Regions from separate parts of the Homo sapiens genome. Here region 1 is linked to region 2. The links are chromatin contacts, found by Hi-C or POLR2A ChIA-PET in ENCODE. All regions are on one chromosome and are shown on one strand. The core of a region is the stretch at or near the end of the contact, and the rest is flanking DNA. Distances in the headings are between cores, read along the strand shown. Region 1 overlaps LOC105371908 (a long non-coding RNA gene). Region 2 holds the start of LINC01987 (long intergenic non-protein coding RNA 1987).

Region 1 (3,065 bases), core at 27-2,526, 82 kb before region 2:
ATTTGCAGGGAGGCTGAGCATTTGGGGAGGAGGACATCTCAGGAGGAAGGAGGTGGTGGCCCTGGCAGATGGTCTTCGTGCATGGGACCGGATGTCCAGTCCCTCAGCTCCAGCCAAGGCAATACAGATTCTCCTGGGGACCTGAGGCGGACTCCTCCACATCTTATTTCTAAGCACAAATCCATCTCCATCCCCTTTTGCCTCCTCCGCATGCTCGTTCCTGCCGGCTCAGCACCCTGGAGGGAAGTGGGATATGGCCCAGCAGGTCACCTAGAATAAAGTAAGTCATCAGAAAAGGTCCCTGATTCATCAGAGGGCTTTGGCTGCCAAGCAAATGCTCTTGAAAGCTTGCTTTCTTCAGCTGCTGCGTCTCAGGGGCAGGGACTTACAGTGTTTGCTTTTCAGCCAACCACCCTCTTGACTCAGAGGCTGAAGTGCCCAGGAAGCAGGGGCAGAAGGCCCCAATGTAAGGTGAGCATGGGGTGAAGTGAGCCCCGAATTTGGGAGAGCAAAGTATGGCTCTGCCTAGCCAGACGACCTCTGGATTTGGGAACACGAATATGATAATAAAAACAATATGTGCTCCTCAGTGATGACACTGATTGAACCTTTCCCTGGGTCAGGCATTGGGCTGATGGTTTTGCAGGTTGTCTCTTCCTTAATCCTCACATCACCCTCAAAGGGTGTCTGTTAATGCTCCCATTTGGATGATAAAAAAGCAGAGGTTGCCTGAGCCGGATTTGCCAGTTCTAGAGTTTGATCTCTTCACTGGCATGAGATGCTGCTTCTTGGCCCCAGGGTCTGTCCTTGAAGCAAATGAAGTCCAACCTGCACAAGCATCCCCAGGGTAGGGACACGTGGACTGCTGGGGGAAATCACAGGGAAGGGGTGAGAATGGAGCCGTCTTCCTTTTCTGAATGAGGGTGGTGCCCTGAAGATTTATCCCGCCCCTTGCTGGTGCAAGGTTGTGGAGGGCCCAAGAGTAGCAGGCACATCTGGGCACATGGAGGCTGGTATGAGCATGTGGGTGTGGAATACAGAAGACCCTAAACAAGAACTGAGATCTGAACCTTTCACAAGGTAATGCCCCAAATAGCAGAGCAAGTGATGCAAAGGATTTCATAACTGTGGTGTCATGCCCCAGAGATGCAGCTGACCAGCCTGGAGCCTTCTGTCTCATCTGGGCCTTTTGTTTTCTGTCCTTCTGCAACTGGAGACAAGCTTATTCTCAGCCCCTCAGCCTGGATTGGTGTCCTGGCTGGGCTCCGAAGAGCAGAAAGGCCATGCATGTTCTCTTTCCTTTACCCATGCCAGAAGCTGTGTGAGTCATGTGTTTGTATTTTTAGCAACACATAGGAATTGCTGCATGACAAATAATTGGGGGGGGGGAGTGGAGACACTTGCAAAATTAACATAACAAAGGCAGTTATTTGGATCTAACTCTCAGGGATAGAGGCAGCCTGGCAGTGCTCCTTGATCCAGGAAAGGCAAGAGAAATGAAGGGCTGACGGTGGGGTTGCCGGTGCCCCAGGAGTGGAGGCACCCAAAGGTTTTCTATGGGTAGCAAAGGAAAATAGCTTTTCCGGGTGGGCAGCTGGCATGGTCCTGGAGACCTGGGCATTGTATGTGCTGTTCTAGTGTGATCACAGCAAGTTTGCTTCACTTAGAAAGGCTAGAGAATGTGGATTTCTTCCTGTGGACTCCCTAGGCCCCTAAATGAGCCCCACAGCCTCCTGGGAGTCTTGCCCATTTCAATCACTTGTTATCTTCACCATCACCCCGTTACCACCACCATCATCGCCACCATCACCATCATCACCACCATCACCATCACCATCACCATGATCACCACCACCATCACTATCACCATCATCATCACCATCACCATCATCATCACCATCACCATCATCACCACTATCACCATCACCACCACTACCATCACCATCACCAGCATCACCTCCATCACCATCACCACCATTATCATCACCATTACCATCACCACCATCATCACCATCATCACCATCATCACCATCACCACTATCACCATCACCATCGCCATCACCATCATCACCACTATCACCATCACCATCACCTTCATCACCACTGTCACCATCACCATTATTACCACCGTCACCATCATCATCACTATCATCACCATCACCATCATCACTAACTACCATCACCATCACCACTACCATCATCACCATTACCATCATCACCACCATCACCATCATCTTTACCATCATCATCATCATCATCACTATCATCCATGGAGAGTTTGACATGTCCATCTTCCTGAACATGTTGCACACATTATCTGATTGAATTTATCCTTCATAACAGCTGTGGGGAGTACATGAAAATGATCCCATTTTGCAGAGGCAAAAACTGAGGACCAGAGAGATTTGGGTCTGACCTCAAAGATGGATAATCCCGAGAATGGGAGGAATTACCAAGGGCTCTCTGGATGCCCTAGTCTCAATCATGGCCTCCTCAGAGTTATACTGAGTTATGCATGACCACAATAGCATGGGCAGAGAAAAGGGGAATGAATATTCCTAGAACTTGGGGCCTGCCTCCCAACCACCCCCCTATTTTTTCTTTTGAATCTTTACTACATTGGTGAAAATCATATGGAAATATCTGTAGATCCTGAGCAGGGTCTAGGTAGCAAATAAACAGAGTAGGGTGTGAAGGGACAAAGTTCTTAGTGGCTGCGGCCCACCTGGCCTTCTGGAGTTTGGCGAGGGAGAACCTGGGATGCGGTGAGGACACTCAAGCCCTGGTCCCACCTTGGCACTCACCCACCTTGTGACCTTGGGTCAGGCCCAGAGGCTGGCTCTCTATCAGTCCAAAGAGGTGAGCAGGGCCTGCCCTGAGTGTGGAGGGAGCAGCAAATGAAACCAAGCCCATACCCCCAGCATTGCACATTTCACCCTGTATGAGTGTCCTGTGGCCGCCGTAACAAATTAGTGCAGGCTTGGTGGCTTCAAACAATGGAAGTTTATTCTCTCACAACTCTGGAGGCCTCAAGTCTGAAATCCGGTAGGGCCATGCTCCCTCTT
Region 2 (3,162 bases), core at 404-2,903:
TAAATATATTCGTACTCTTTTTCTAGTTCATAGTTAAGTTACTTGGAAACAATCTGATTTTTCTTCAAGTATTACTTTTAAGCTTTGTTTCACACGTTTAGAACAACCTTTAGTCTAGGGCTAATTTAGTCCCTCTTCTGAAGCAATGCCTTTCTGAGGACTCTGCTTGGTATTTCCTGGGTGAGGAGGTCTTTCCACTGGCTGTTGGGCATGTAAGATATTCTCCAGCCTTTGTGAGCTCCTGGGGTTCTTCTATCTGCTACTTTCCTTTTCCACAGCCTTAGTAATTTTCTCATATGCATGCACTGATCAATATTCAGCCGAAGGCCTTAAGTGAGTCGTCTGCAGATCTCTAGAGTCCTCTCTTTCTGTGTGCAGCTCTCTCCTCTCCAGGGCTCTGCCCTACAAATGTTAGCTGCCTTGGCCTCCCCACACCCTAAACACTATCTCCTTAATTCAGTGAAGCCACTGAACACTGTGTGGTTTCCACTTACCTGTATGGTGGCGTGGAAACTCTCTCCAGGTTGTCAGCTGGGGCACTTGTGGGTCTCACCTCATTTGCTTCTCCTCTGTCAGAGATTACACTTCTGTGACACCTGCGGTCCAATGTCTGAAAATTGTTGTATATAGTTGGTCTATTTTTAGTTATTTAGGGTGGAATAATAAATGCTTACTCCATCATGGCCAAAGTCTCTGTTGTTTACAGTTCAATGGAGAGAGATACCAACTACATACAAATTGAAATGCAAAGTGCCATAATATCTTTAGAGCAGTAAAGGCAAGCTGTTAGAATTGCTCACAGGAAGAGAAAATTATTTCTACCTCTTGGTTAAGGCTTTTATCACCAAGAAGGCAGCATCCCTACCACACCAACTATATACCCCTAACTCTACATCTCCAGCCCAGATTCTCTCTCTCCTGAATTCTGGACCCCTACACATAACAAAACATTTGAATCATCTCCACCCGGGTATGTCACCAGCACCCCAAACTCCACATACCCAAAACCGAATGCACTCATGTTCTTTCCAAATCATATGGCTTCAGATCCTTCTCTGACATGAGCTAGTGGCTCTTTAAAACTTAGTAAGTTGTCTCCTTCAGCAGAAAACAGTCCCTAACTTCTCCAGCCTTTCTCCACCTTTACCACTGCAGCCCCAGCCTACGCTGGATCAGTCACCATCGTCCTTGTTGTACCCTGTGCCTGTGTTTGGCTACCATCACTTGGGATTTTGTGAGCCCCTTGAGGGACGTCGTGTTCCTTCTATGTGTGTTTTGGGTTGTTCGGGTGCTTAACACATAACAGGGGTTCAATCAACTGTCCTTAAATAAATGGTTCCCTTACAATAGTGATTGACAGATAGGAATTGGATGACCATATGACTCTGTTGCATGGGAAAGAAAAAAAATGAACCTGAGAACATTCTTGGGATTAATCCCTTAAACAAGGGGTCAGCAAACTTTGTCTTAAAGGGACAGATAGTAAATCTTGTAGGCTTTGTGAGCCACACTGCTGTTGCAGCTTGCAAGCAGCAGTGTACTGTACACAAACAAATGGGCATGGCTGTGCTCCAATGATGCCATTTACAAAACAGGCAGAGGGCTGGGTCTGGGCTTCCCCTGCCCTAACCTAAGCCCAGCTGGGCTTCATTCAGCACGCTGTGTACCACTCTTGATGGGTAGGCCCACTCTGCCCGCACCTTGAAACCTGACCAGGTCTTCTCCCACCCCATGAATGTAAACATTTTAACAACTAGCCTGACTGTGAAAAGCCTGGAGAATCCTTCCTACAGGGGACAGTGGTGAGTAGAAAGATTATCGTCAGGTGGCGCCTGTCCTTTTGTGACATCTGTTGCTAATGGAAGCTCTGTGTGTGTGTGTGTGTGTGTGTGTCCAGACATGCTCAGGAAAACTGCCTAAGCTCTCTGGGCTTCAGATGTTTCATCTGTTGAGGGAACGATCGGGGTTTGTTCCTGCTCCCCAGGCAATGTGTTTGGTTTCTGTCTTCTGTTTTTTATGGCATATTCTCCCCACCACACTCTCACCATGCTCTCCGGTTGTCGCTGCCAAGGATTGCAGAGTCCGAGGCGTGGGCAGGAGCCCCGTCCAGGGTCGATCTCCTGAACTCACGGAGCCGTGGGAATAGACAAGAGACACTATCTGGGAAAATGCTTTGAAAATAAATAAAATGGGGAAAGTCTAGTCCAGATAAAATGTAAAATATTTAGACTTGAGAACAGGTTTCCAGCTCACTGTGGAAGACACTCGGGGCTGGGGGAGGCCTGGGTCCCTCCCTCTGCCCTTCACATCAGTTTGGTCATCTTCAAATGGGAACCATCCCTGTGCTGACCCTGTGGCCTCACCAGGGCTCGAGGTCCAGGGCTATGAATGCCTGTTGTAAACAGCTCAGGGCGGGACACATGGAAACAATTAGAGACTTATTTCCCAGGACATTGGACCTAGAAGCCAGGCCCCAAGACATGAAGCAACGCTTCTGTGTGTGTGTGTGTGTGTGTGTGTGTGTGTGTGTGTGTGTGAGAGAGAGAGAGAGAGAGAGAGAGAGAGAGAGAGAAAGGGATTCTGGGAAGGGTGGAAGGAAGTGGTGAGACACGAAACGAAGCTGGACAACAGAGAAGACTCTGACTAGAGATTTTTACCATGAGATGGAGATAGTTGCAGAGGCTCCTGGCTGCCCTCCATGCTCCTGTCCCTCTCTGGCCCCTCAGCTTCCCTCCGGCCTTTCCATTGTTCTTGCAGGTTGCGGCCTCCCTGCCCTCCCCCAGCCAAGGTGGAGGCAGGCCCTTGGGTGAGGGGGACTGAGGGGCTTGAGTGATGATGGGCAGAGAAGGGTGACCATCCGTGCCAGGCCTGCGGCAGAATCACCGTTTCCATTTTTTAAAGTCAAATGCCTCATCGGGATCCCCTCCCACCCCGAGAGTCCCCCTATTATCCATAGGCCATTTGGTAGTTGTTGCTATGGAGACCACAAGCAAAACGGCATGCAAACCAACGCAGGCAATAGCAACAGAAAGGGCAAGGAGAAGGGCGGGGGGAGTGGGACGGGGTGGGGCGGCGGGACAGTACTTCCCCCCGCAGACTCCTTAGACCCCGATTCCCCCATGACCAAGGAGGTTCCAGTCTAGGATCTAGAGGAAGGAGGAG

The links. Hi-C counts contacts between places; a loop is a spot of excess contacts on that map. ChIA-PET counts read pairs that join two places held with the same protein, here RNA polymerase II (POLR2A). Pooled maps may share reads with other maps.
Region 1: a loop to region 2 is called in a map of heart left ventricle, with 1.9 times the contacts of the local background. The contact joins the enhancer-like site here to the promoter of LINC01987 in region 2. A Hi-C loop is called at or near these places in 5 of 168 maps with a recorded cell type or tissue (Right ventricle myocardium inferior, endothelial cell of hepatic sinusoid, heart left ventricle and 1 more) and 5 of 50 pooled maps. POLR2A ChIA-PET finds 5 or more read pairs at or near these places in 3 of 52 experiments (B cell, BJ and SK-N-SH).

Annotation. Positions count from the first base shown.
Region 1 is chr17:77,808,980-77,812,044 of GRCh38, reverse strand. The region is part of intron 1 of LOC105371908 (a long non-coding RNA gene); the gene reads left to right. Among named protein-coding and RNA genes, the nearest start is that of LINC01973, 74 kb to the left of the region's middle. RefSeq lists enhancers at 931-1,619, 2,857-3,065. Within about 2 kb of position 1,276, at least 8 of the 41 ENCODE cell types and tissues checked have a DNase peak (open chromatin) inside an H3K27ac peak, as active enhancers do; they include heart right ventricle, where a contact is called at or near this core.
Region 2 is chr17:77,727,050-77,730,211 of GRCh38, reverse strand. LINC01987 (long intergenic non-protein coding RNA 1987) reads left to right here and starts at 1,653. Exons shown (of 2, transcript NR_104134.1): 1 at 1,653-1,802.